2 separate regions of the Homo sapiens genome follow, and region 1 is linked to region 2. A link is a loop called in an ENCODE intact Hi-C map of the cell type or tissue named here. Cell type or tissue: PC-3. All regions are shown on one strand. Each heading gives the region's core, and the rest is flanking DNA. Links, peaks and the distances in the headings are about the cores only. Region 1 overlaps PELI2 (pellino E3 ubiquitin protein ligase family member 2). Region 2 holds the start of LOC124903320 (a long non-coding RNA gene).

Region 1 (15,657 bases), core at 4,438-12,437, 540 kb before region 2:
AAGGATAATTCATTTGCATAATAAGATTAGAGTGGGGCAGCCAGCCTTCCCCACACATTATGTAAATGACACACCTGATCACACCAATCTGTGGGCCCTACGTACATCAAACACTATCTCCTCCATCCTGCCTATACAATCTGCTGTGGTCCACCACCTTCCCCCAACCCCACTTTTTAAAAAATTATACTTTAGGTTCTGGGATACATGTGCACAACATGCAGGTTTGTTACATAGGCATACATGTGCTATGGTGGTTTGCTGCACCCATCAACCTGTCATCTACATTAGGTATTTCTCCTAATGCCATCCCTCCCCTAGACCCCCACCCCGACAGGCCCTGGTGCATGATGTTTCCCTCCCTGTGTCCATGCATTCTCAATGTTCAACTCCCACTTATGAGTGAGAATATGTGGTGTTTGGTTTTCTGTTCCTGTGTTAGTCTGCTGAGAATGATGGTTTCCAGCTTCATTCATGTCCCTGCAAAAGACATGAATTCATCCTTTTCTATGGCTGCATAGTATTCTATGGTGTATATGTGCCACATTTTCTTTATACAGTCTATCACTGATGGGCATTTGGGTTGGTTCCAAGTCTTTGCTATTGTAAATAGTGCTGCAATAAACAAATGTGTGCATGTGTCTTTATAGTAGAATGACTTATAATCCTTTGGGTATATAACCAATAATGGGATTGCTGGGTCAAATGGTATTTCTGATTCTAGATCCTTGAGGAATTGCCACACTGTCTTTCACAATGATTGAACTAATTTACACTCCCACCAACAGTGTAAAAGCGTTCCCATTACTCCACATCCTCTCCAGCATCTGTTGTTTCTTGACTTTGTAATGGTCGCCACTCTAACTGGTGTGAGATGGTATCTCATTGTGGTTTTGATTTGCATTTCTCTGATGACCAGTGATAATGGAAATTTTTTCGTATTTGTTGGCTGCATAAATGTCTTCTTTTGAGAAGTGTCTGTTCATATCCTTCGCCCACTTTTTGATAGGGTTGTTTTTTTCTTGTAAATTTGTTTAAGTTCCTTGTAGATTCTGGATATTAGCCCTTTGTCAGACGGGAAAGATTGCAAAAATTTTCTCCCATTCTGTAGGTTGCCTGTTCACTCTGATGATAGTTTCTTTGCTGTGCAGAAGCTCTTTAGTTTACTTAGATCCCATTTGTCAATTTTGGCTTTTGTTGCCATTGCTTTTGTTGTTTTAGTCATGAAGTCTTTGCCCACGCCTATGCCCTGAATGGTATTGCTTGGGTTTTCTTCTAGGGTTTTTATGGTTTTAGGTCTTATGTTTAAGTCTTTAGTCCAGCTTGAGTTAATTTTTGTATAAGGTTTAAGGAAGGGGTCCAGTTTCAGCTTTCTGCATAGGGCTAGCCAGTTTTCCCAACACCATTTTTTTTTTTTTTTGAGATGGAGTCTTGCTCTGTCACCAGGCTGGAGTGCAGTGGCGCATCTCAGCTCACTACAACCTCTGCCTCCCAGGTTCAAGCAATTCTCCTGCCCCAGCCTTCCGAATAGCTGGGACTACAGGTGTGCACCACCATGCCCAGCTAATTTTTGTATATTTGGTAGAGACGGGGTTTCACCATGTTGGCCAGGATGGTCTTGATCTCTTGACCTCGTGATCTGCCTGCCTTGGCCTCCTAAAGTGTTGGGATTACAGGCGTGAGCCACCACGCCTGGCCAACATCATTTATTAAGTAGGAAATCCTTTCCCCATTGCTTTTGTCAGGTTTGTCAAAGATCAGATGGTTGTAGATGTGTGGTATTATTTCTGAAGCTTCTGTTCTGTTTCATTGGTCTATGTATCTGTTTTGGTACCAGTACCATCCTGTCTTGGTTATTGTAGCCTTGTAGTATAGTTTGAAGTCAGGTAGTGTGATGCCTCTAGCTTTGTTCTTTTTGCTTAGAATTGTCTTGGCTATCTGGGCTCTTTTTTTGTTCCATATGAAATTTAAAGTAGTTTTTTTTCCCAATTCTGTGAAGAAAGTCACTGGTAGCTTGATGGGGATAGCACTGAATCTTTTGGGCAGTATGGCCATTTTCACGATATTGAGTCTTCCTATCCATGAGCGTGGAATGTTTTTCCGTTTGCTTGTGTCCGCTCTTATTTCCTTGAGCAGTGGTTTGTAGTTCTCCTTGAAGAGATCATTCACATCCCTTGTAAGTTGTATTCCTAGGTATTTTATTCTCTTAGCAGCAATTGTGAATGGGTGTTCACTCATGATTTGGCTCTCTGTTTGTCTGTTATTGGTGTATAGGAATGCTTCTGATTTTTGCACATTGATTTTGTATCCTAAGACTTTGCTGAAGTTGCTTATCACCTTAAGGAGTTTGGGTCTGAGATCATGGGGTTTTCTAAATATACAATCATGTCATCTGCAAACAGAGGCAATGTGACTTCCTATTTTCCTAATTGAATACGCTTTATTTCTTTATCTTGCCTGATTGCCCTGGACAGAACTTCCAATACTATATTGAATAGGACTGGTGAGAGAAGTCATCGTTGTCTTGTGCTGGCTTTCAAAGGGAATGCTTCCAGCTTTGGCCCATTCAGTGTGATATTGGCTGTGGGTTTGTCATAAACAGCTCTTATTATTTTGAGATACATCCATCAATACCTAGTTTATTGAGAGTTTTTAGCATGAAGAGGTGATGAATTTTATCGATGGCCTTTTCTGCATCTACGGAGACAATCATGTGGTTTTTGTCATTGGTTCTGTTTATGTGATGGATTACGTTTATTGATTTGCATATGTTGAACCAGCCTTGCATCCCAGGGATGAAGCTGACTTGATCATGGTGGATTTTGATGTGCTGCTGGATTCTGTTTGCCAGTATTTTACTGAGGATTTTCACATAGATGTTCATCAGGGATACTGGCCTGAAATTTTCCTTTTTTGTTGTGTCTCTGCCAGGTTTTGGTATCAGGATAATGCTGGCCTCATAGAATGAGTTGAGGAGGAGTCCCTCTTTTTCTATTGTTCGGAATACTTTCAGAAGGAATGGTACCAGCTCCTCTTTATACCTCTGGTAGAATTTGGCTGTGAATCCATCTGGTCCTGGGCTTTTTTTGGTTGGTAGGATATTAATTACTGCCTCAATTTCAGAACTTGTTATTGATCCTCCTTTTTTCCAGACGTCTCGCTCTCCCTCTATCTCCTCTCTCTTGCAAGAAGCTGTTCTCCTCTTCCTCTCACCTTTCCACTACTAAACTTCCTGCTCCTTAACCCACCCATGTGTCCATGTTCTGAATTCTTTCCTGGCTCAAGGCAACAAACCACAGGTTATTCCCCAGACAAAGAAGGTGTTTCACCAACACTCATCTTACAATACGTTACAGGTTAAATGTGATTTTATATAAATAACTTTACAACTATATTTTCTAAGACTTCTTTCAAAGCTTCTTGATTTGGCAAGTAACAGAATGGGTTACAGTAGTTTACATACAACAGGTGTCCCAGTAAGACATTGTGATATTGATGAACAAGGTATAGGAACACCTCTGCTTTGGGAAATATTACTCTAAAACAGGAGTGTGCTACCATTAGCTATGAAAATAATTTTAAAGGCCTAAACTCCTTTTTATCAAGTCTGGCTACTGTTATAGCACCCTTACCCTAGGCTATGACAACTATATTTACTTGACTATGAATTGTTACCTCCTTACTGCACAATTTCTGGTACAGAGAGCATTCAGTGTTTGCTGAACAAACAAATTATTGAAGCAGAATACCCTATTCTCCCAAGTATCCTAGGTGTCTGAGACATTATTACCCTGTGCTATTGTCAAACTCACCTAATAACAATTCTCAAAGTCCTACATCATAATCCATTTATGCTTCACTATTAAAAAAAAGAATTACGGTGTATACGTTTGGCACCTCAAGCTGTCATGTCAATCTAGATAAGAATCCAAGATGAATACAAATTGAATAGCTAAAACATCCCAAGTGACTACTCTTGATGTGAAGCTTTAACAACTTGTCCTGATATGCTATGCTATGCTAGCTTTAAATAATTAGCACAGCTAACATTTTAGATGTAATGTCCCCCAACATTTATGCTTAGCAGCCTCTTTCCAAGAGTAGTTCGTGTCAAAAACTTGGGTTTTGGACTTGATTTTGCTTACCAATTGCAGAGGCTGCAGGGTATGACGAGACTGAAACAGGGTGTGGAATCAAACAGGGGCTCACAATTACAAGTGCACTACATACCAACCATGAGCACACAAGTGTGTCACTCCACCTCCCTGCATCACAACAATCAACCAACAGGGTAACAATAACGAACTGCTGCAAGGATCAAACAGAATACTCAGCAGAAACTACGGCTGCTTGATCTTAAGTCATTTAAGCTTCGCGTACTAGAACACTTGACTGTAAAGACTCAGCAACTACCCTGCTCGCCTTACAGGATTGTTGCAGGGATAAAATAAAATAAGAAAATAAGCTTGGCTTTTTAAGTTCAAAGTGCTACACAAATATTATGCTACTATCTTCCTAGGAGGATAATTGCATCTGTGAATGGAAGGAGGCAGAAGAAGTAACAATGTCAACTTGGCTCTGAAGGAGCCTCTGCCGATGGCCCTCCCAGGCTGAGCTCCTGCTGCCCGCTGTGAGCAGCTGAGTGCTGGCTACTAATAGCTCACAGACAAACCCTTCTCCAGAGAACTTTCTTTGGCCCACTTAGTCCAGAAATGCCTGGGAGATGGTGCCCCCAGGGGCGGCCTGTAGCTCAGAACCAAGGAAAGAGGGCTGAGCCCCTGCTCAACGTGGGGTGGCTATGTGGCCTCAGAGCTCCCCAGGGGGTCAGGCTGAGGCTAGACTTGGGCTAAGAGCACTCTTTCCCAGCTTCTTCCCTTGCTCTCACTTGCTTCCCTCACCTCCTTCCTGGTTTCTCCTGACAGTACTTCTTCAGTAAATCACTTGCACAGGCTTTCTGTGATGGTTAATACTGAGTGTGAACTTGACTGAAGGATGCAAAGTATTGTTCGGTGGGTGCCTGTGAGGGTGTCGCCAAAGGAGATTAACATTTGAGTCAGCGGATTGAGAGAGGCAGACCCACTCTCAATCTGGATGGGCCCATCTAATCAGCTGCCAGTGCAGCTAGAATAATGCAGGCAGAAGAAAGTGGAATGAGGAGACTTGCTGAGTCTTCTAGTCTTCATATTTCTACCATGCCGCATGCTTCCTGCCCTCGAACATCAGACTCCGAGTTCTTCAGCTTATGGACTCTTGGACTTACATCAGTGGTTTGCCAGAGGCTCTATGGCATTTGGTCACAGACTGAAGGCTGCACTGTCGGCTTCCTTACTTTTGAGGTTTTGGGACTCAGACTGGCTTCCTTGCTCCTCAGCTTGCAGATGGCCTATTGTGGGACTTCACCTTGTGATGATGTGAGTCAATTCCCCTAATAAACTCCCTTTCATCTATTCATCTATCCTATTAGTTCTGTCCCATTAGAGAACCCTAACTAATACACTTTGCTTCTAGAAAACCTCATCTAAGCCACCATATAACTTCTAGTATTGACTTACCTGGCTGAAATCTCACCCCCATCAACAAATAGAAATGTTTCCAGTGTGGCCCAAGCTCTCAGTAGGAACCGTCAGTGCATCAGGCAGTGCTCCACAGGTCCAGCCAGTGCCGATGGCTTTTGGAAATAAGCTTGAAGCCAAAGTTTGGGCAGAAAACATGGCATTACCAGAGGGAGAGGATACAGCCCCATTTGGAGCATCCTCAGTAAGGAGGATAGGGCATTCCAAAACCTACAGGCAAAGGGGACTTCTGCCCCTTAGAGAACACGAGAGAGCACTGATCTTGCTCCCTGTGTGAAACACTTCTCTGATCTAGTCTGTGCACAAAAGTCAAACAGATCTCCCAAAAATGCTCTCCCCACCTCAAAAATATTTCAGTGACATCAAGATTCGCATGACGCATGCTAGGCATGTGTGATCCTTTATTCAGTGACTGAGTCAGGGCACACATTGATGGGACAGAGCAGTGAGAGACACACTCCTGGTGTCAGTCACTCTCAGTCTCTAACCTGAGTTCCCACAGAGCTGAACACACGAGCCACACATTTTGTCAGCCACTTGCTGCCCCAAATGCTGTGTAATTCCTTGTGTGTATTCCCATATTGCCTCCTCAGGGGAACACAAGCCCTTCCTTGTTCATGAGACACACCTGGAGCATGCTCAGTACTGGGGTTACAAAGAACAGTTCTTGTCCCTTAGATACTCACATGGGACTCTGCACCTAATAGTCCCAGAAATATCCGTTGAATTAAACTGACTGCACCTTGGAAGAGTTGAATGGAGGAGGAAGTGGTCTTTGGTGGGGATGCTGAGGCTGCAGGATTTAAATAGGAGGGAAAACGTTATCTGGGGGAGGAGAGGCTTTCACACTGATGTTAACAAACATGTAAATAAGAATAACCAACAATGTGATGAGGGTGGATGGGCAAATGCATGATATATGTAAAGGATGTTAAATGAAAGAGGGAACCATTAATGCCCAGGGCACAGGGCCTTACTTTTCTTCTCTCCCACCCCTATCCCTGCCTGGCACAGAGTAAATGCTCAATACCGCTTGAATTTTAGTGGACGTTAATTCCTTAAGCTTAGAATTCTCATATGTGAATGTTTGGAAACTAAAAGAGACCTGTACCAATCTTTTGAAGCCAATACACACTTCCGAGCATCACATAATCTATATCCCATGGCCAATTCACGGCACCACTATGACAGGGATTACCTGTTAACAGTACTCAAGCCTTTGTGGGAAAGGCCCAACGGAAACACAAACACCAAAACTGGACACAAACTGGGAGAGAAGATGTGCATTTTACTTTTTGAAATGACCATTAACCCTGCTTCCCTGAGACTTCCTAAGAAGAAACATGATATCCTCTACAAGTGGCATGGCAGGAGCAGCCGCAGCACATGGACTGCCCTTCTCATGGCATTCAGCAACCCCCGGGGAGGGTTTTCAACAGCCAAGCCCCAGAATACTAAGGAGCAGCAACAGCCCTCTCGGTGTCTCCTCTGTGCCTGAGCCTGATTAGAGTCACCCCTTTTCTCTACACCTCCCAACCAGCTTCTCATGTTGCAGATTCAAGGCCAAATTCCTGGGCCTGGAATTCAAGACTCCAGGATCCGGCCTCCTCATGGCACCCTTCAGGTCAGCCTCCCCATCCATGCTCCTGCATGCCTTCCTTCTGCTTCCCAACCCTCCATGTTCTCCTGTGCCTCTCCACCAAGGCTCCCTGCCAGCCTGGAGGCTCCTTCTCACAGTCACCCTCAGCAGAACGGTAAGCCACCTCTTGTGTGAAGCTTTCCCTGACTCTCCTGATGATCGGGATGTATCGCTTCTTTTTCTGGGCTGTTTTAATTCTCTGTGCTTCAATTCTTTCAGATTAAAAAAAAAAAGGAATAATGATCTGTATTCTCTCACTTCAGAGTCCTTGATCTTAAAAAGTTAAAGAATAAATTAAAATGTGCGCGAAACTTAATGTTCTCATTATTTACTATGCTCAAAGAAGCCACATATTTGGTCGGCTCATATGACATGTTCGTTGCATAATAGCAGCATGGTAGACGCTGAAAATTATTTTTGGACTGTATTTCACATTTAGGCAACTACTTTTAATGGTTTAAATCAACCCAAATATTCTGAAAATATAGTTTAACTGATTATATTCAATCTGATCGTGCTAAAAAATTGCCAAATGGAGCATCAACACTGGAGCCAGTTACGTGGCAGCTAGCCTAACAAAATCAAAATAGCACTGACACTTTTCCTTCTCTTGGCAATAAAACAGTGGGCATTTTTAGACATTTTTCAGACACTTTCCAAAGTATAGACATCTGTCGTTTATATTTCAAGTTTCTCCAAATATAGAATATAGTGTCATCCTTCCAGACTGGGTAGCAAAGATTACTCACTAAATGACTACTTTCTTAACAAGATTCCATGAAGGCATCTGACAAGGTCTGTCTCGACATTTCTATACATACAATGGAGAAATATAGTTAGAAGATAATACCCAAAGTAGATTTATACCTGGGTGAATGATTATACCTATAAAATCAGTTTCAACATAACAGGAGCCCTCTGGTGGCAACTACAGAATTCTGTCTTGTGTTAATCCATGATTTTCAAGATGTTAACGAAAGTAGGTTGATCACAATTTTTAAAATGAAGCAATACCAAAGACAGTGAATCCACTGATGACAGGGTCAAAATCTACCCAATGACTACATTATAAAAACAGGCCAAATGTAACAAGATAAGGCATTTTTAAAGTGATAAATGTACATTTATATGTGTAGGTTCAGACAATCAACTCTCATGAATAAAGATCTATGCTCAAGCAGTCCCCTGCACCACTATTTCTAACAGCATGCAGACAACCTAAACATCCATCCGTAAGGGGACAGCTAAATAAATTAAGGGGATAGAGTATACTTTGTAGCAACAAAAAGAAAAACTACAGTTGACTGAAATAATAATCGGAAGAATATACACGATAAATCTTGGGTGATAAAAGTAGTTTAAGCATTGTATACAGAGACTGTTCCCATTCCTGTTTTGGTTTTGAAAGAATTCCGTGTGTGTATGTTGATTTTCATACACACATTATGTATGTGTTTGTACATATAATAGCAACATTTGAGCACTTGCTGTGTACCAGACACAATTCTACAGGTCCATTATATTTATTAACTCAATCTTTTCAGAGACACAGGTACACATTCGTATCTCTGTATTTTATTTAGGTACAGAAAGTAAGCAGTAGACCAACAACGTAAAAAGGTACTCTCGTATCACACTACCACATGGTTACTGGGGTGGAGAAGGTTTTTCTTATATATTTCTGTATAGTTTAAAGGTTTTTCAGAAGAATGTAATATTTCTTAAATTCTAAAAAGGAAACGTGGCCAAGATAGTAAGTATGAGAAAAATTGCACAATATAAGTCAATGTATGATGGAATAATTAAATGGGATAGGAGACACAGCGCTGCTACTTCCTAGGTAAATTACCTTGAACAATTTACTTAACTTTTGAGTCTTAGTTTCCCAGCGTACTACAGATAATCAAAACTATTTGCAAAGTAATATGGGTTAAATAAAGTAATGCATAACCATGTCAAGCCCATACTTCCTGGTACACAGTTGGCCTACGTCCGTAAACACTGCTTTTAACAGAGAAACAACACAAAAAAATCACTCTAATCAATACTGGTAGACCACGCTTGTCCTGAAGAGCACTCAAATGCAGAGGCTCGGAGAGGCCAGAAAGGAGAAGGACATGGGAAACACAGGAGGAAGGGTTGAAAGAATTAGTGCAACTTGCCCTGGAAGTGATGTCTTAGGGGAAGATTAGCAGCTTAAGTAGTTATTAACATTAGAGAAAATGTTGACTTTTTCTGTTTGGCTGTGATGGACAGAATCAAAACCAAGGTATAAAAGTTACGGTTAAAGGGAAGGGGGATCAGATTTGAGTGTAAATATATAAACCTTGTAACAGTTACAGCTGTTGAAAATGGTACCAAGTTGCCCAGTAATGGAGTTGTTATTCTTGTCAAGTCATAGCAAACTTTACAACCTCTGTTTGCCCCATGAGAGAAAGTACATGGAGAACGCACCAGGTGCACTCCAGAGGAGATCCATGCTTGCAGAGGAAGGATAAAGTAGATTACTCCTGAAGTCTCCTGTAACTTTAAGATTTATATGATCTATGGCATTCAAAGGCACTCTGCAGTTCGAAAAGTCTATTAGTTTAGTAGCTACAGTCATCTTTCAATGTCCATGGTGGACTGGTTCCAGGACTCCTGCAGATACCAAAATCTGAGGATGCTCAAGTCTCTTACATAAATTGGTATAGTATTTGCATATAATATATGTATTAATACATCCTCCCATATACTTTAAATCATCTCTAGATTACTTACAACATCTAAAACAATGCCAATGCTATGTTAATAGCTATTATGCTTATTGATATACAATACAAAATTTGTATTATTTTTTGTTGTATTGTTATTTTTCCCAAATATTTGTGATCCTCAGTTTGTTGGATCTGCAGATGCAGAACCTGTGGACAGAGAGTTGTAGTATTGCTATTTTGACTAGTAAAACTATCTGGCTATTCTCATTTTTATAGATGAAGAAACAGTTCCCAAAGAAAGAAAATTTGCCTGTATAGAATCACATAAACACCAGGCCAGAATAACAACTCTCCAACCCTTAAGGCATATATTCCAAATTTTGCCAACCAGGAATTCACTTAATGGGCATATTGTAGACATGCAGATAGATAATTATAAAATTAATAATTTTTACATGTTTATCATACATGGTTTTACATGTTTTAGAAAAATATTGATAAAATATATTTTTAAATTAATTTTAAGTATTCCATATCAGCACAATCTTTCATTTGGGTTCAATGACACATTTAGCTTGAGTAATATTCTGGTTCCACATCTAAGCTAATTAATTAATATATTTTCATTAACATCAATTAGAAAATCACAACTCATGCACTGTACAGACTGTTGGTAACTGTTGCAGTGTTTTGTTCTACTAAGGAGTACAGATATTTCCACCAAGGATGAACCCAGATATTATGGAAAAATTTACTAAACGCCTCGCTTGGAATTTATTGGAAACCTAAGTTATCCTTTAAGTCTGGGAGATGCAATGTTTCGAATTAAGAGAAGTGGGAAATAGATTCTTCATTCATTTATTGCTTATATTTACCTCCAGTTGTTACATATGCCCAACATTTATGCTTCCTTGATGAAAATCATACATGCTAGTAAACAGTCAGATCTTAGTGATCCAGTCTCAGCAGTATTATCCAGTTTTAAAAAATTCTATTTCTTATTTCTGTCATTGACCAGGAAGAGACAGATTCAGTCTGAAAAGAGAAAAGCCTATGCAATATGCCATCTGTCTAAGCCAACTGATTATCACAGACATGGTCTTTACTCATATCAAGACCATGAAGAAATATTTTATTTCATACCTTATTCCAAAAAGGTCTCCTCAACAGCTAGCACAACTCAATGGAGAAAAGCTGAGCTATTTAATTGCTGAGAATCTATTTACACAGCCCAGTGGAAAATACACATTCAGTGATGGAGTTTTCATCCTGCTCTTGGTGGAAGAAGTGGAGGGAGGATGAGCATTAGCAGAGTGGCATCTTCCTTGCTGCCTACTCAGCTGGTGCCCTGTCATTAGGAATGTCTGGGAACCTTTTGTTCATTATCAGTGCCTTCCAAATAAACAACAAAAAGAATCTCTCCTGAAGCGAAGGGTTTCAACGACAAAGATTACAGAAAGTCACTGAACATTTCTCCCTCGTGTGTTACACATATTCTAAGGACTGATTCATATTCTACACAGTGAATTCAACAAACTATAAAGTGAAATATTCATTCATGCATGACTGCTTTCCACATTGCATACCCCTGATATTACGTCACATGCAACAGCAGTATTTGATCAACGATTTTGCCAAAAGCTTGTTCCTCTTTCCTTTTGAATATGTTTGCCATCAGTTTGGAGGTTGATGTTGCAAACTTCTCAGCAAATCTACTTTTGCTAGGATGAATGTAACTATGAATGATGCCTCTGAGGTTTTGTTCTATATTCTGGGCCCTTAGTAACAAAATTCATCAGTTTCACCCTGGAAAACACTATTTTGTACTTGATCTGGGAAGACTCAACTGGTTTACTGGAGAGGCCACTGTACTCTGTCTGAAAATGACTCAAAAGCATTGGGGGTTTTATGCCCCTATTTGACAAAGTTTCATAAAAGAGAAAGCACTGGAGACCACGGACAAATAAATCACCTCCCAAGTAAAATTCAATTTTCAGAAAGTCATTATGATACTTTCTATTTACAATTTTTCTTTTTCTGTGACTTGACTAAAATTATCAACCTGAAAGATTAACTGGTCCCTGGATGTTAAGATTCACATTTTATAATGACACTGGGTTTCCCTTCACTATTTATGCTTATGTTATTTTGAGCTGTAGTTTTTCTTATTTTTGTCACTCCTTTTATACTTCAAAGAACCACTTCTGAGGTACTGATCCATTCTTGTGAACTGGATAAAGAAAACAACACAATAATAATGACCCAAAAATGCAAAGGTTAACAAAAGTAAACAAATAACAAACCCCAGTATGCTTACTATGTGCCATGCACTATTTGAAAGATTTCAATTACCTTAACTGATTTACTCTTCACAACAACCTTAGAAGGAGGTAGTATTATCCCCATTTCACAGATAGAGAAACTGAGTTGTGACTTCACTTGCCCAAGATCACAAAGTGCCAGGAACTGGGGCCAGGCGCTTCTCATGCTCTAAACCCTCTCAAACAAGGAGAAAGCCTGCAGAGATCAGTGCCTGTTAGCTCCATCAGGGGCCTCACTGCAATAACGTCATCCCAACCCCCTCACAGCTGGAATCTGCTTAGAGATGTCAACAGCTGGAGGCTCTCAAAAGACACACTCCCAAGTGATGGCTGCCATTCTGCATCTTATATCAAGGGGGAATCACACATTCCCCTGGCAGGTTGGTTCTGTGTTACATGACCTACCAAGTTACTCCCTTCATTTTCTTTTTTCTGTTGTTGTTCTCTGTTTCTAATCAATGGATTAGAAATCAACCAGACAGACATCTAGAAAACTCGCAAATATCTGGAAATCAAATTCGATACTTTAAAATAAGCCACGGATGAAAGGAGTCATAAAAAGGAAGTTAGAAATACATTTATTCAGCTTCAATAGTTTTTGGGGAACAGGTGGTGTTTGGTTACATGGAAAGCTCTTTAGTGGTAATTTCTGGGATTGTGGTGCACCCATCACCTGGGCAGTGTATACTGTACCCAATGTGTAGTCTTTTATCCTTCACTCCCTTTCTCTCTTCCCCCCTGAATCCCCAAAGTCCATTACATCCTTCATATGCATTTGGGTCCTCATAGTTTAGCTCCCACTTACAACTGAGAACATACGATAATTGGTTTTCCATTCCTGAGTTACTTCACTTAGAATAATGGTCTCCAGCTCCATCCAAGTTGCTGCAAATGTCTTCATTTTGTTCCTTTTTATGGCTGAGTAGTATTCCATGGTGTGTATATATACCACATTTTCTTTATCCACTCACTGACTGATGGACATTTAGGCTGGTTCCACATTTTTGCAATTGCAAGTTGTGCCGCTCTAAACATGCATGTGCAAGTGTCTTTTTCATAGAATGACTTCTTTTCCTTTGGGTAGATGCCCAGTAATGGGGTTGCTGGATCAAATGGCAGTTCTACTTTTAGTTCTTTTTGATTACATGTTACTTTTGACCTCCTATTTTACATGATGAGACTTTAGCTTCCTCACACAGACTCTCCTCCCCCAAGCTGCTAATATAAAATAATTTTGTTTTCAATTGATAGTCACTGTTTTCATGGCTACGACTATGGTATATAATGCTCACAGCAGAGTCTGTAGTGCACTATGAGTGTATTTCCTTTCTCAATAACTCTGTTTCTCTTGGAATTATAACTTTGTTCATAGTCTCTTGGTTTTCTACTTTCCTATTACTAATTCATCCCCAAACCTTCTGACACAACTATAAAATCCTCTGTACAGAACCCATGAGGTGGCCACTCAGTTGGTCCTCCTGTTCCCTGGACCCCTCGCACACAGCCATTCCTTCCACAGGCCTCTGCCTACCTGGAAGCTGATTGCTAGGCCATTACAGAGCTCTGTGCCTCTCACCATCCTGGGAATTCCCTTTGCCGCCTTCTTGTGCTGGATCTCGTTTCCTTCATCACTTGTCTTCCTCTTTATTTTGCTCCCTCATTTTAGTGGAGTGTATCCTTATAGCAGCTAAATAGTTTATTTTAGTCCTTATGGATCTAAAATGTCTTAGTTCCACCGTTGTACTTGACTGTTGGGCTAAGTACAGAACCAGGCTGGAACTCATTTACTCATTTCCCCTCAAAAGTAGCGTGCAGCTTTATCATTAGGAATTCCAATGCTATTTGATTCCCGATCGTTTAAATCAAACCTCATTTTCCCCTCTCTGGATATTTTTACTATCTCCCCTTTATCCCTGGTGTTCTGAAATTTCACAATAAAGTGCCCTGGTGTGAGTCATTTAAAAAAATTGTTAATGTAATTCCAACAGAATATATACTCCACAATGGCACGGGTTTTTGTCTGCTTCCCCCCAACTCCTGTGCCTCTAGTGCACTGGACACAGCCTGTCCTCTGGTAGGCCCTCGGCAATACAGGTAGAATAAAAGGCAAAACACTCCTGTACTTGCTGCACCCTTTCTATCTGGAGGTACATCAATTTCATGAATTACTTCTCTATAACTTTCTGCCCACTACTACCTTTGTAACTCACATTAGTTGGGTGTCAGACTTCCTGAATTGATTCCCAAATTTCCCAAATATTCTTTTTCCCCCCCAATTGTTCTACTTTTTGAGGGATTTTTTTAAATCTTAAGAGTTGCTTTAATCTTTTGTTACTAAATTTTAGTTTTCAGGAGTTCTTTCTTGCAGGCCTAACACTGGGTTATTGGGAGTCCCATTCATTTTACTGGAGGGAGCAGGATCCTTACCCTTTGCTATCTGTAAGGTCTTTTTCTCTCCATGTGGTTGATTTCCTCAGAGAAGAATACTCAAACCTCCTGGGGATGATACTGGTCCAGTTTCCAGTGTTCCAGGAGCCAAGCAAGGGGAGACTGTCAAGATCTCACTACTCAGCACAGGGATTTTCACTTTGAAAAATCCCCATGGGTTCTTGCTTTCTCGTTATTTTAAGGAAATATGTATAAAGATAATGCAGTGGAATACAGGGAAAAACAAACATGGTCATAATGTCATATTGTTCTTAGTGACCCACTTTACAGAGAAGGCAACTGGGTCTAATCAGATGGGGGCAGGATCCAAATCCAAGTATCCAGGCTTCAGCCTTAAGCTCCTCCCCACAGCTACTCTGCCTTGGGGACCCACATCCATCCAAAGCTAGCATTCCACCTGAGCCTGAGCATCAGCATCTCTTTACCCCCTAGTCCCCTCTTCTAGAGCTACTCCGTTTCCTCTTCCCTGGCTTCTTAGGTTGGCATTCAAACATGGCCTGTCTTAAAGATCTCCTCTTGCTCCTCATCTCCTTCCACTTACCACTACAGACTAACACAGCCAAACTCCTTGAAAGAGTAGTCTTCCTGTACTGTCTCCATTTCGTTACCCCCTCACTGACCAACCATCTAAAATATGGCAATTCACCCCCGTAACTGCACCGAAACTATTCTTGCTAACATCACTAACACAACCTTGTCTGTAATCCAGTTCACACTTTCACTTTTGGCATCATCCTTGTTGCCTCCCTTTCCTTAAGCCCCACATCCAATCATTTACCCAGTTGGTCATTTCTACCTCCTACGCATCTCTGGAGTCCATCCCCTTCTCTCCTGCTCCACCGTCAGGCCCCCAATCGTCTCGCCCCAGGATACCCTAACAGCCTCCTATCCTAACAGGTCTCCTGCCCTCCAGTCTTCCCCTCCACACTGCACCCGAGTGGCGGTGCTAAAACACAAATCTGATCGTGTCACACATCCCT
Region 2 (15,657 bases), core at 4,570-12,569:
GGTTCCTCACAGTGACTTCTCTATAGCCAGGGGCCAACAGATGTGACTAGCTAAAGTGATTGGCTAAAGGAGGGGGCGTTGTCATGGGAAACCAGGACATCTCACTTGCAGCATTTTCTTAACCCAGTGGGGAAAAATGTTCCAGTTCTTATTTTTCTGTTTGACAACAAGATGCTCAGCTATCTGGAATTCATCTGTGAAGAGTCCCACAGGAATTTGGCAGTGACATCAGAGCAAGGGAACTCATTCTAAGTGATTAAAATGGAAAGTTGTGGCCGCAACTTTCTAATATCACCAATTCACAACAGATTTTCAGTCCTCCGTGGCTGAACCACCACTTAGCTTTTTAGGAAGGAGAGACACAAGGCTCAGCCAGAGGAATTTGGATCATCTCACTACAATCGTGTGTGAAGGCAGAGGGCACAGACAAAAGAGAAGAGATGGGGCCGTCAAGGCAGGACCAGGTAAGCAGCAAAGAAATGAACTGTTCATCCCAATCAAACTTACCATGGAGAGACTAGATATACCTCTGTCCCAAAAGAACCCATTGAGCAGTCTTTGACTCCAAATGCGTCAGTCTGTCTCATCTTGGTTGTCCCTGAAACATACACAGCCATTTGGACGTCTGGAGGGAAGTGGGTCTGTGCTGTTCTCATGTTCGTCTGGTAAACAACAAACTGGTGCTTAAAATACATATACTGTGGCCGGGAGCGGTGGCTCACGCCTGTAATCCCAGCACTTTGGGAGGCCGAGGCGGGCGGATCAGGAGGTCAGGATATCGAGACCATCCTGGCTAACATGATGAAACCCCGTCTCTACTAAAAATACAAAAAAATTAGCTGGGCGTGGTGGTGGGCACCTGTAGTCCCAGCTACTCGGGAGGCTGAGGCAGGAGAATAGCGTGAACCCAGGAGGAGGAGCTTGCAGTGAGCCGACATCACACCACTGCACTCCAGCCTGGGCAACAGAGCGAGACTCCATCTCAAAAAAAAAAAAAAAAAAAAAATATATATATATATATATAGCATAACGTCGAGCTTTTGAGGTTGAGAGATCAGACCCCCCTCCCCAAGCAAAGTATATACCTCTCACATCAGAGCCACAGGGCTCTTTGCTTCTTGGACAGCCTAATCCATCAACCAAAGTCATCTTCCCTTAAAACTGAATGGGACAGGACAGTAATCTAGAGGAAAAGTTCAGAAGAAATTTCACTTTTTACTCTAAAACCCATGTTAGAGCACTCTCAGCCTGAATTCCTTGAAAACATGTCCTGAGACAAGGATTAAGGGCTAATGCTTTAGGAAGTACAGTGCCAGGGCATTGCACCTGAGGAAAAAGGAAAGCAAGTCAGGGAAGGATGGAGAGTAAATGCTGTCCACTGCTCCTCAACAAGTTTCAAGAGATGCATTCAATCCCCAACTCGTGTACCTTCTTGACCACACAAGACATCTCTGGCCAAGCTATATAGAGAAAAAATGTCCATCAAAGAGAAGAATGGACAGGGAATTTGTTTACCTAACTTCATTCTCATTGGTAGAATGTGACCCACAGTCACACTTTGAATTTCGGAGTTAAATTAAAAGACCTATTGCCCCCAGGGGATCCAGATGGCACATCTTGTGGCATGATGCTCATTCACGTCCAGCAGTGCCGCAGGGAGGAGGCAGAAAGACTCTGGGCCTCAGCCCCACATCAGAGCCTTGCCAGAGCCAGTGTCACTGCAGCAACTGAGATGGAGCAAGCCCTGAGTCTGGAACACAGGTGAGGCCAAGAGAATGAGGGCACCTGAGATGTGTCAGGTGAAATGACATGATACTTAATTAAAGGAAATTGTTTTGGCCAGGCACAGTGGCTGATGCCTGTAATCCCAGCACTTTGGGAGGCTGAGGTGGGCCGATCACTTGAGGCCAGGAGTTTGAGACCAGCCTGGCCAACATGGAGAAACCCCATCTCTACTAAAAATACAAAAATTACCTGGGTGTGGTGGTGCATGCTTGTAATCCCAGCTACTCGGGAGGTTGAGGCAGGAGAATCACTTGAACCTGGGAGGCGGAGGTTGCAGTGAGCCAAGATCGTGCCACTGCACTCTAGTCTGGGTGACAAAGTGAGACTCTGTCTCAAAAAAAAAAAATTGTTTCTCCTCATGCCTAGTTTTCAACATAGCTGTCCTCACTTCTGAATTCATCACTGGAATAGGCAAAAATCTAAAGTTCAGGAAGCCTGAAATGAAGCAAGGTCTCCCTGCCCCTCTGCCTCTAAGTGACCTTCTGGAATGGCAACGACTCCCATTGCCTCGTTGCACCTGCTCCCTGAGACAAGCTTTCTGTTCTCTGTCTACAGACACAGTAGTGACTGGGTAAAATCAGGTTGGCCCATTGGGCCAGTGGGGGACCCCAATCTAGATTTTGGTTTGATGATGAAGACAGAAAGAGCTATGCATCCCCTTTTCCATATGCTGAGGCAGTATATATAGCATAGGTTGAGAGTTTGAGGTTGGGCTTTGGAGTCAGACAGAGTAATGTCGTAACTCGGTCCACCACTTACCAGTTACGTAACCTTCCTCTCTGTTTCTTCATATGTAAAATAGGCATTAAACTAGTACCTCCTCACAGAGCTCTTGTGAGAATAAAATGAGACAATCCCAGTAAAGTGCCGAAACAGTGCCTGGTACCTAGAAGGCAGAAAATCTTAGCTATCATTACTAATAGAAATTCTCTTTCCCATTATTATACTTCATTTTTTGTCGTAGCTGCCAAAAAGTTGGGAGGTAAAGTGCAATTGCATTAGCCCTCATCATTCACAAATTCATTTATTCTCCTGATTTCCTGTACCGTTTTATTCTCATTATCGTGTGTGTGTCCTTTTATCTTGTTTCCCTTCATGCTTTCCTCCAGCCCCATGTCATTCCCATTTTTCTGGATAAAGGAACTGGCTGCTAATCTGTGCCCTGAACCCAACACTCCTTGTAGGGTAGGTGCCTGGTGAGCAGGCCCCTCACCACAGAGCCAGATTCCTGGAGGGCTGGGAGCTGACCCTTGCTTTGTGTGTGTCTAAAGAGGGCTACACCTCCATTAAAAGGCAAGCACAGCCAGGCAGAATCCAGCTGTCACTGCCTGGAGCACTGAGAGCAGCGGAGGACTGAGGAGGAGAGGGAATAAGAGTCTTTGACAATAGATAAACCACTCATCAGACCACCAAAACTGCCAAAGGCCAGCTCCTCACCTCATTGCTGTCCTAAGCCATTTAGTAACAGACAACACTGTTCTGGAGATGAAGGAGGCACCCTGCCCTACGCTCTCCTCCCCAAAACGGTGCATTCTGTTTCCTGCAGCAGTGAGTCTTTCATGTAATGGAGAGTTTATTAGTTGAGATTTAAAACTCAAAGCCACAGGATACAGATTGAATTGCAGTCTCCCCAAGGATCCTAAAGCTACAGACTCCCGAGTAACCTCCTTGTATTTCCAAAGGTCATACTCGCCTGTGTGATTCCCTTACAACTACCAAAGGGCACCCACAGCTGGCAGCCTCCCAGTGCGGCCTGGCACACTGTAAAGAGAGATTATGTAACTGCCAGTGACAGGGGATAGGGAAGAGGAGGGGAGCTCGCATCTGTGGATGATGCCTCTTACCATGCTCCATACTCACCGCAGCTCTGCATCCTTGCCTGCCAGGAAAGTAAGGTAGGCTTTGCCTGGCTGAAAGAAAATGTGCAGCAGGTACCCCTGCCATCTAGGGTAGAAGAGAGCCTCCTACTTCTTAGGTGCTGAGGATAAGCTTCTCCTGTGGGCACCCTCATGTTCCTTTGCCCCCAGGGCCTTTACGGCCATCCCCATTGTCTTGGTTCATCTTCTGCTACTATAACAGAATGCTACCAACTGGGCAAATTATAATGAACAGAAATTTATTTGGCTCATGGTTCTAGGGGCTGGAAAGTCCAAGATCGAGGGGATGGCATCTAGTGAGGCCTTCTTGCTGGGTCATAACATGGTGGAAGATATCATACGGCAAGAGAGACAAAAGAGAGGGCCAAACCTGCTTTTATAGCAAACCTACTCCCACAATAACAACATTCATCCATTAAAGGTCCCACCTGTCAACACTGTTGTGTTGGGGATTAAGTTTCCAACACATGAACTTCGGGGGACACATTCAAACCATAGCACCCATCTTCTCACAGCTCAGGCCACTGGGTGCAGACTGAGGATGAGTAATGAGGCCTGAAAAGGGGGAGGACCCATCACAAGCCACCAGTAGCCCTCTTTATGTCTCAGGAATCCCAGGTGAACCAGGAGAAATGGGCTGAAATAGCCAGTCTTATAGTCCTGAGAAATCATGTAATCCAAACCAAAACAAGCCAAGAAAACTCAGATACTGTCTGCTATGGGTAACACCAGAATAGTGCCTTCTCATTCATTTAGGCTCCAGCTAAACCCAACAAAATAAGCACAGCCATTCAAATTTCACAACCTCCAACTGTCAAAGTAGAATATTAATTTTATATAAATCAGAAATTTTATTGTTATTATTTAATTTTAAATAATAGCAAATTTAGTTACATAAAAATATTTAAATAAAAGTATTTAGCTTTATATAAATCAGAAATTAATTTTAATTTCTGAATGTGAGCCCCCATTTTGCTGATGGTAGTGAATTTCATCTTGCCAAGTTTAAATAAACGTCCAAGCACACTGTGTCTTCCCCATTACCACTGTAGTCCTCTCTCAGCTCCACCCTGCCCTTTCAGGAGGCATAAGGACCTTTGGATATTCTCTTTGCATTAAGATGGGGTATCAGGATTCCATGAGGCTAACGTCAGAGCCCTCTGGCTGTTGTCCAGTCATATGTGACTTCTCCACCGCTGTGGGGCCAGGCTGCCTGTGAAGAGCTCTAAGAAGTATGTGGTCTCCTTGGGCTGCACCATGGGCAGGGAAGTGCAAGTTACTATGCTCAAGAATCACCCAGACCTCTCTGGGTCTCTATCATCATCCCCCCAACCAGGGGCTTGGCTCTGACAGTGTGATCCTTTCTCTAAAACACTCCTGACATCAAATTCAATTTATCTCCTCCACTAACTCAAAAAGCAAAACCAAGGAAACGCCTCCAAAGCCAGGAAAAAGATTTGTATTTGGCAAGAAGGCTGTCCTTACATAATTATTCATTCTTTTTAATTCTATTGTTTATGAAATCAACCTTATCCTCCTTCAGGCATTTTGACTGCTGGAACTCAGATAATAATAAATAATAGTAATAATTTTTTTTTAAACAATAGCTTTTCTCTTCTTGGCAAGGAACTGCCAGCTTCACCGACCATGGTCTAATCCAAGGAGCTACAGAATCCACATGACCCTTTTATGGAGCCTCCCTGATTTCAGGCTCCTGCCCTGGATACAGAGCCAGAAAGAGCAAAGAAAGGAAATTCTGTGCTTTTCAAGTAAGTCAACCATCAGAGCCCAAAGGAAGTAAAAATAACTCAAGCTAGTGTCATGCAAGCACTTGTCCAACAAAAATAGAAGTGGCTCTGGCCATGAAAGGCTTTGTCTATACCACAATTGTCCCAAAGGGAAACACCAGTTAATCATGGTACCCTTCAAACGGCCATTTCTTGGTTATGTTCCCTTATTTCTGTGTTAGTTCCCTCTAACAGAAAAGTAAAGGAAAGAAAATTGAGAGGGAAGAATAGAGAAGGAGTGAGTAAGGATCAGCCCATAAGATATGGCAGCCCATAAGATAGAGATTTTTTAAAACAACACAGAAATTATTTGTTTGAGACACACATGCATAAATACTGAATATTAAATTTAATTTTAACTTTTTCTATATTAACCAAATTACCATTTTTAACTGTATACTACTGTAGTCTACATTTAAATTTCCTTACTTGTGCTAATAATATTCTTTAGAGTCCAATTTTCCTCCAGTATCCAAAATCCAATCATCGATTACACATCGATAGCAGTTAGTTGAATGTCTTGTTAGTTTCTTTTAATCTGGGATAGTTCCCAGACTTTTTGTCTTTTATGACACTGACTGTTTGAAGAATCCAGGCCAGTTGCTTTGCAGAATGTCCTTCAATTTGGGTTGATTTGGTTGTTTATTCTTGATTAGATTCAAATTCAATATTTTTGGCAGGAATTCTGTGCAGGTGGTGTTGTGTCCTCATATGTCACATCAGAGGCCATAATGATGATTTGTCTATTATTGATGTTAAGTTTGATCACTTAGTTATAGCAGTATCTGCCAAATTTCTCCACCATAAAAGTTCCCTTTTCCCTTTGTAATTAGTAAGTAATCTATGGGACGATACTTTGAGACTGTGAACATCCTCTTCCCCAACAACATTTCAGCCAATGGTTTTAGAAACCATTAATAATTCTTGCCTGAATTATTACTATGTAATAATTAAAATAATATAAAAATTAATAAAAATAATTGTAATAATATTACAATAATAATTATTTCAACCACCATAGTGGTTGAAAATGGTGCTTTTGTAATTCTATCATTTGTATTTATTAATTGGCATTCTTCTACAAAGAAAGGCTTTCCCTTCTCCCCTCCCCTTTTATTTAGTATAAATATAGATGGATAGGTTCTTTTTTAATGCAATGAGTTATTACTCATAACTGTTATTACTAATTTTGATTCTCAGGTTGTCCGAAATTTGTCCAGGGGAGCCCCTTGAAGCAAATCCTGTGTCATTTTGACACACCTTCAGTTTTAAACACCTTATGGTGGTATTTAAAATGAAAGAAAGAAATCAAGGTTGAAATGCTGAAGAAGGAAGAAGAGCCACAAAGGACAAGACAAGAGAAAGATAGTTCTGATGACAATGAAACTCTTTTTAACTAAAACAGAACTCTTGTCTTCAGCCAGAGCTCTCTGTTGTCCACCGCTGGGACTTAGATATATTCAGGAGCCACAGGGACAGGCCTGACAACAGGAAACATACATGGAAAGTCTCCTGGGAAGAACTCAAGATTTTTCACCTGATGGACTTTAAAGTATTAAGGCATGCCTGGCAAATAGTCTATTTTCAGAAGGGTGAAGGAAGGTAGGACTCATCCTAAGGAAAGAGACAGTTGGGCACAATGGATTGGTCCTTGGTTGTTAAAGGAGAATAGAAGTTATTAAAAATGAAAGTATGGGGGATACTACAGGAATCCACCTCCAGCCAGCCCTGTAGGTGAGAGAGAGGTAACTGAGAGGAATGGGAACTCTAGCTCATGGAGGTTCAAGCAACACTGCTTTGGAACCCTTCTAGCAGAAGGCAACACACCGGGGAGACAGCTGCACTTCCCCTTGGCAGCACAGCTTGTTATGGAATGAATGTTTGTGTCCCTAAAATTCATACACTGAAATCCTAATCCCCAATGTGATGGTATTAGGAGGTGGGGCCTTTGGGTGGTAAATAGGTCATGTGGGTGGAGCCATCACGAATGGGATTAATGCCCTTATAAAAGGGATCCAGAGAGTTGTCCCTCTCGTCCTCGCTCTCGCTCTTGCTCTCTTCCTCCCATGTGAAGACCCAAAGAGAAGTGAGCAGCCTGCAACCCAGGAGAGGGCCTGGCCTTGCCAGAACCTGGCCATGCTGCACCCTGACCTCAGACTTCTAGACCTCCGAGCTGCGAGAAATACACTTCTGTTGTTTATAAACCATCTAGTCTATGGTAATTAGTTATAGCAGCCCTAATGAGCTAAGACACAACCCCATACAGCTTTGGTTTCCAGGGAAGCCACAGCAGAATCTACTTTGGCTGGCAGATCACTTGCACCTGGTGGAACAGTGCAGACACTACCAGAGAGGGCTTCTTTATGAGAACCTTGGGACTGACCCACAGAAATACATGAAATGGAAAAGAAGATGAACTATTTAGATAACTCTACATGAACAGCCTAGGCCGATTAATTTAGGCTACAAAATAAATAGTCCTTTGCCTGGGAAGTAGACATGGAAGTTATAATGATCCCTGAAACAAAGGCTCAGTGGGGTCCTCCTGTGTCTCAAGGCCAACTAGCTAGTAAGTAGTACTCACAGGACCTGAACTCCTAGTCCAACATCCTCTCCACCTAGCAGAAAGGAAATGAAGGCAGATGTGGAATTCCAGAAGGATGGAAAGAGAAGTCAACATCGCCACAGTAAGAAAAGTGTGGATGAGAATGATGTAGGAAGAGTCAGAATGGTCTGCATACGAGAGCCAAGAAGGTCACCTCAGGAACCCCAAGACTGAGGAAGAGATTCCATGGAAGCCAAAGGTACCCCAGGGCAGCACCGTTAAGGGACAGGAGAGATCAGGAACATGCCCTACTGGCTCTGCCTCAGATGACCAACAAACACGGTCCATAGTCAAATGGAATGGGGAGAATAAAGGAAAAACTGCACCTCAACGAAAGCAGAAATGATCACAGGCAGAATCACAGTGGGGAAAGAAGGCAAGAAGCAGGAACAATGAAACAAAAGTCGATGTCAGGCCTTTGTTGGGCAATACCCACTATTCATAAGTATTTGTGATAGACGAAGATGCCCTCAGGGAAACACTTCAACAAAAGCACAAGATCAAACCTTGACGGGAATGGCTGCCAGTCCCTAATACAAACCTTTGCTTATTTATTTTAAATCTCTGAGCATCACTTACAGGAAAAATAAACTTTCCTTCCAAAACTAAGTTTGCTTATATGCATTGTCTATTGCCTCCCCCTAGTGATTGGATATGTGAAATGCCATAAGAATCTATTGGCAGAGCTGGAGAAATTAAGTGACCGCGATGATGGTGATGACAATGACGATGATGATGATGATGATGCCTTTTTATACTTGAACAGTACTGCATGCTCCTCAAAGTGCTTTCACACAGGTAATTTCATGTATCTGGATAACTACTTTGTAAAATAGACAATATGGATTCCACTTCCAAATCATCTCACACTGACATTGCTTTGGAGCCTATTAATCAAAATCCGAGACAGAAAACTACCTAGGGATTTGGAGTCAGACCTACATTTGTAGCCTGGTGCCACCATGCACCCCTTTGTGATTTCGAGCCAGTGGCTTAAACCATGAGCCTCCATTTCCATATGTGTAAAAGGGGTTGAGACTGTATATATCATAGAGATACAATAACCACTATATGAATCATTCAGTACTGGCTTGAGCACTGTGCCTGGTGTGAGGTAAGACCTTTTAAAATGTCATGGTGGTGGTTGTTGTTGCTGCTGCTGCTGCTGCTGCTTGTTAATGGCATCTTTTAGGAGTGGTCTTTCACTTCCTCAGGATCACATTTATGATTTCTGAGCCTGCTGGGAGACAATTCTTCCTTGTATCTAACTGAAAAACATGTACTTTACTTAAATCTACTTTCAACCAGATGCAGGAGCTTGTGCCTGTAATCCCAGTGCTTTGGGAGGCTGAGGCAGGAGGATCGCTTAAGGCCAGGAGTTCAAGTCTGCAGTGAACCATGATCACACCACTGCACTACAGCCTGGGTGACAGAGCAAGACCCTGTCTCAGAAAAAAAAAAAAAAAATCTACTTCTCTTTCTCAATTTTCCTTATTTTCCAGTTATTTTTCCCTCCTTGGCCTGGCTTATGACCTGTCTTAGGGTTCATTTCTAAAGCAGAAGAACCTTGGCCTGACAAGAAGTGCAAAATTGCAGGGTGTCCTTTCCAGATGCTCCTTCAGATGCTATAAAGTCTGCCTGTCCAGCCTAGGAACCCTGGGAGCTAAGTGCAATCAGAAGAGCACATTAGACCAGGCGTTGCTCAGAACAATTCTCTTCCTCAAAGACTTTATCCCTGGTGGTTAAAGAGGAACTAGTGGTCATAAGAAAGTGTGGAAAAATCAGATAGGGAGCTTTTTAAGACTCTAAATCTGGCTTATTATCAGTGAGCAAGCTTATGAAGCACACATGCACCTGAGTGCATGCGCACACACACACACACAGAGGTTCACAGCAATTATGGGCTTATGAGATCTGCCTGGGGATAGCGAAAAGTAATTCCTGAAGTCAGCTACCAAAAATAGCTCCAGCACCTGGGCTTAGCAGACGTCAGGATGAAAAGCAAACAGCTTATTCTTGAGCAAACACTTTTGACACAACCACAAGTCACCCAGGCAGCCCTCATCGCAGGTGCTGGCCTGTCTCCACTTCATGGAGGAGTCAAGAGTCTGCCACATCCCATTAGGCCTTATGAAATAATAAGTAGGAGAGAAAGTAAAATGGTATTCAGGAACTACAGAAACTTCTTTATCCTGATGCTTCCTTCCTACTGCTGAAGAAAACACCATCCTTGCCACCTCCAAGTGGCAGAAGTCTATAATTCTTTTTCCTGCATACTAGGAAGGTCTTTCTCAATAGTTATGCCCTGGGATGTGAGATACCAGCCCACACAATCAAGCCCGTGCATGCCTCTCTGCAATGAGCTTGGAGAACTCATACTCCAGTCCCTAAAGTGCACACAGCAGACTCCATCCAAGTGTCAGTTTCTTCAAAGCTTCCAGCCTTCCCTGTGAGCCCACACCAAGGGTGGACAAAACTGTAACAAACCAGGGACCTGCCATGCTGACCCCACCTCAGGAGCCAGGGACACTTGGGAACCAGAGGCCTAATTCACTGTGCTTAGCATCGTATTTGCACCACCATATTTGCACTCAACAATATCTGATTGAAGGATTCTATTCATGCACATTGAAAAAAATGATGTCTCCAAGTCTTAGGTGATGGTGGGTGAAATGTACAGGACCAAGAAGATACAGCTCTTGCGCTGGGAGATGAACATTCATTGAGTACTGTCTACGTGCCAGGCAGTGTAAGATGCTTGACCCACATTTATCCTATAGTCCTCACAATGATCTATGAGAAGGTGTTAGAATCCTTGCTGGACAGGTACAAAGATTGGGGCTGTAAAAGTTTAGGCCACTCGCTGATGGCTACACAGCTTGAGGAACAGAACAAGAATTTGGAACCAAAGGCTGTCTACTTAAAGGTGGTGTGATTACAATGCTGACATCCTAAGAAGCAGCAAATGTTACTGTGAGTGGGAACCTGAAAAGATGGCTCACCTGGCTGGGACAAGCTTAGCTAAGGCAGCATTTAATAGGCAAGCTGTGCACCTCCTCAGTCCAGTCTGGACACCCAAATCTTGACTGCAGTTGTCCGTTGAGGGCTACCTTATTCAAGAACTGAAGAGGGTTCTTTAACTTTATGAAGCCAGCACAAAGAACCAGATAAGAATGACCACATTCACTCTAGGGAATGAGGTTAAGAGCATAGAGGTTCTAGTGTCACATTACCTGGGTGACGCCTTGATTAAGCCACTTAGTAGCTGTATGATCTTGGGCAAGTCAATGAATCTCTCTGGGTCTCAGTTTTCTCATCTGTACAATGGGATAAAAATGGAATCTACTTCATTTAGTGGAAGGTTTAATGAGATGATATCCTGAAAGTACTTAGCACAGCAGCTGAAACATTGCAATTATTCAATTCATGGTCACCACTGTTATTACTATATTCCTATCATTACAGTTATCAATCATAATTATATACAATAAAAGATAAATAATCTGTACTAGGGTGGACTCACATTAATTTCCAAATTCTCCTTGCTGGAATTGAACAACTTTAGCCAGATATGGCTAAAGGAAATGTCTTTCTTTTCTTTGGTTTTGCATTTTCTGCAGATTCTGTTCCATGCAACGTGTGCCCTTTCCCCATCTGTCTTCATCCTGGGGCCAGGAGGGAGGGAGAGCTTCCAGACTGATCATCAGACACCAGCGTGGTCAACAGAGCATTCACAGGGACTGTGATAGAAGTCTGGTGGTAGTAGTTCTGGGGCCTGAGCAAAAGAGCTATCAACTGCCCTGTTCATCAATGCCTTGCCCCCTGACTTGTTCATTTCCTTGAACCAGGGTCCATACCCTAAATGCAAGGAATAACTAATATCTGCTCCAAGTCCACATATTTCTATAGAAAGTTTCCATTTTGAAGGGAAAGGCACTTTCTTGCTTTACCACCACTTGTTGGCATATACACATAAGATACAGCAGTGTATCATCAGGGTTCCCCAGAGAAATAGAACCAATAGGGTAGACAGATTCTATTATAAGAGATTTATTATAAGGACTTGGCTCATGCAATTACAGAAGCTGGTTAAGTCCCAAGGTCTGCAGGGAGAGTCGGCAAGCTGGAGACCCAGGAAGAGCCAATGTTTCTGTTTAAGTCTTGCAGGCAGGAAAAAGCAACTATCCTAGTTTGAAGGAAATCAGGCAGGAGGGTCTGACTTCCTTCAGAAAGACTCAGGGGAGGGTCAGAGTATTTGTTCCATTCAGGCCTTCAGCTGATTGAATGAGGCCCATCGACACTAGGGAAGGCAATCTGCTTTACTCAGTCTACAGATTTCGATGTTAATCTCATCCCAAAGTACCCTCACAGAAACACCCAGAATAATGTCTGACCAAGTATCTGGGCACCAGGTTGACACATGAAATTAACCATGATGGCCAGGCGCAGTGGCTTACGCCTGTAATCCCAGAACTTTGGGAGGCCGAGGCGAGTGGATCACGAGGTCAGGAGATCAAGACCATCCTGGCCAACATGGTGAAACCCCGTCTCTACTAAAAGTACAAAAAATTAACCGGGCATGGTGGTGGGTGCCTGTAGTCCCAGGTACTCAGGAGGCCGAGGCAGGAGAATGGTGTGAACCTGGAAGGCGGAGCTTGCAGTGCATGGAGATAGCACCACTGCACTCCAGCCTGGGCAACCAAGCAAGACTCCATCTCAAAAAAAAAAAAAAAAAAAAAAAGTAACCATCACATGCAGTGTGAGGTTTTCCTCCCTGCATTGCAGCCATGTCTCCCGCTGGGCCCTCCATCCTCAGCCTGTGATTTAGCGATGATGAAGTGTTTATCCATCCTCAGCCTGTGATTTAGTGTTTATACTCTGCTCTTGCCAGCAGCAAGTAAACTTCCAGACTGAGTATGAGCTGAAAAACACCTCCTGTAATACAGAGAAAAAAATTCACCAAATAAAATTTCCTGCATGTCAGTGTCCTGCGGCTCAACACAGTGAGAAGGAAATAGCCACATTTTGGTAGCCAGGCCTGACTCGAATCCTAGTCCTACCTCTTCTGGGTTTGTGCATCTTGGAAATGTTGCTTAATCTATTCAATCCTCGGTTTCCTCATTCTTAAAATGGGCATAATAATAGCCCACTCTTGCAGGGAAATCGAGAGGATGAAAGTAACGTGTAAAATACTGGACCCTCTTAGGCATGTCATAAGTGGGAGCTCACTGTTCCCGTGGAAGCTGGTACATGGCCCCCGGTTGCCGTAGTTTGAGTGTGGTTTCTGCCCTACCATTTCATCCTGCCTAATCATGCAGGATCCTCCACTGCCTTGAAGCTAATGGCCCTCATACTGTGCCTCTTATGATATTCTTGCTGTTGGGCTTCATTAATTGTTGCAGAAATCTGTTAGGTACAACCCTCTTGAGACTCCTACTGCGCCCCAGAATAGCTTACAATTCTTCACATTACAAATGAGCATCCTCAGCACTTCTTTTCTCGCCCCAAGCCTCCTGGGACATGTTTAAAACAATAATCAAAGCAGCATAACCCGTTGACACAAGCCTTGAATAAAAGCGGGCTGTCCCTAATCCCATTCCTTTTGAGCTCATTAAATGACCTGCAGTCCCACTTTAAATGAAATCTTTGTTTCCAAGGAAGAGAGAGGAAGTGTTTAGCATCCTAAAGTCACTGCTACCAACCTACCTCTTCCTCTTCATTCCTCCTGAGTTGCCCCTTCCTGCTCACTGTCACCCTCCTTTCTCAACAGTCTCCTCACTTTCCTGCTATCCTGCCCCAAAGTCGGTGATGATGATGATGGTAACTGAAAACATAGCCTGAACACTTACTCTGTGCCAGGCACCGATATGAGCAATTTACACACACTAAGTCATTTACTTCCCACAACAAACCTAAGAAGTGCACATTACTGTTATCCTTGTTTTTCAGATGAGGTGACAAAGGCACCAACATGTTTGAAGAGCTTGCCCAAGATCACAGGACTAGTGCATGCCCAAATCCACCACACATTAAGGATCTTCCAGCCATCCTTGAGCTCCTCTTCTCTTTCACTCTTACCCTCACCCCTACCAGATCCTATCTCTTCTGCCTCCTAAGTAACTCCTGAACCCATCCCTTTATCTCTCCTGAGATGGTCCTGCTTTTTGTAGTTTGGGCTCTCATCACCTCTTCCCTGGATTCTCACTGCTAAAATCTCTTCATTGTTCTCACTGCCACTAATGACTCCTCCCCCAAATGAGTCCTCCCCCACATCACCCTCCACATAACCACATTCAGTCAGCCATTAACTTGTTCACTAAGCATTACTAATAAGTTTCACAAAGCATTAGTAAGCAGCTAACATTGCCAGGCATAGTAGTAGATTTGGGGTCACCAAAGTGGATAACATAGTCATCCCTGACTCCAGGGAACTCACAGTATCAGGAAAGTCAGACAGGCAAAAATAACAAATACTCAATGGTAATTGAACGTAGACCTAAGCAACATGTGAGATGGGAACTCAGAGGAAGGACTACCAGATTCTGCCCAGTTTGATGTAGCAGGACTTATTTTGCCTACAGTTCACTAGAGCAATTTAAACAAAATCAATGGTATTTGGTCTTAGGTTTTTATTTTGTTTTTGTTGTTGTTGTTGTTCTGTTTGTTTGTTTTGTTGTGTTGTGTTTTTACATACCCAGAAGTCTGGAGACAAGAGGTTAAAGGGGTGGGTGAGAGTTTCATTGATTTTAGGGCCAATTCTCCTGCAATTCTTTTGGCCTTTCTTCTTGGTCACAAGATGGCTGCTGCATCACCAACCATCGTGTCTATGTTCAAGGCAAGAAAAGGAGAAAAGGCAAAAGGGCTGGATCAGCTCGTGTGTTCTTCTTTTAAAAAAAAAAAAATCAAGAGAACTTTTGCTTTTCCAGAAGCCTCCCCTGCAGACATTTATTTAGGGGTCACAGCCCAGATCTAGTTTACATGGCCACTTTTAGCTGCAAGGGAAGTTGGAAAAGTGAATATTTGGTTTTCAGCCCCTCTAGTAGAGAGGCAGTAAGGGAGAAGGAGGTTTGATGTGACATTTAGATAGCCAGACCACACATGGGCAGGAAAGTTTCAAAGCAGAGGTGATGCTTAAGCCAAATCTTGATTTCTAATTCATAGCCTGTATTAGTTCGGGTTCATGCTGCTGATAAAGACATACCTGAAACTGGGAACAAAAAAAGGTATAATTGGACTTACAGTTCCACATAGCTGGGGAGGCCTCAGAATCATGGCAGGAGGTGAAAGGCACTCCTTACATGGCGGCAGAAAGAGAAAATGAGCAAGAAGCAAAAGTGGAAACCCCTGATAAACCCATCAGATTTCATGAGACTTGTTCACTATCATGAGAATAGCACAGGAAAGACCGGCCCCCATGATTTAATTACCTCCCCCTGGATCCCTCCTACAACACGTGGGAATTCTGGGAGATACAATTCAAGTTGAGATTGGGTGGGGACACAACCAAACCATATCGTAACCCATAAATGAGTGCCATGATCAGTGTGCTAGTTCTCATTCAGAAATGCTTTGACAGTGAATTCTATGTATAGAATTTTCATAT

What was found. Hi-C counts contacts between places; a loop is a spot of excess contacts. Peaks named below come from ENCODE experiments on the same cell type or tissue, not always from the same donor. Only the 100,000 strongest peaks of a DNase experiment are listed, where the experiment ranks them.
Region 1: it touches region 2 in a loop (3-fold over the local background); 3 of 110 quality-filtered maps call a loop at or near these places.

Annotation. Positions count from the first base shown.
Region 1 is chr14:56,240,160-56,255,816 of GRCh38, reverse strand. All of the region lies in intron 2 of PELI2 (pellino E3 ubiquitin protein ligase family member 2), which reads right to left. Among named protein-coding and RNA genes, the nearest start is that of LINC02284, 63 kb to the left of the region's middle. RefSeq lists an enhancer at 4,747-5,247. In PC-3, for the core only: CTCF peaks have their summits at 7,932 and 8,146 (motif pointing left); DNase peaks (open chromatin) are centred at 8,136 and 11,436; H3K27me3 peaks cover 2,930 bases.
Region 2 is chr14:55,700,565-55,716,221 of GRCh38, reverse strand. It overlaps LOC124903320 (a long non-coding RNA gene), which reads right to left and starts at 721. Exons shown (of 2, transcript XR_007064179.1): 1 at 508-721. In PC-3, for the core only: a CTCF peak has its summit at 8,699 (motif pointing left); DNase peaks (open chromatin) are centred at 4,821, 8,721 and 10,041.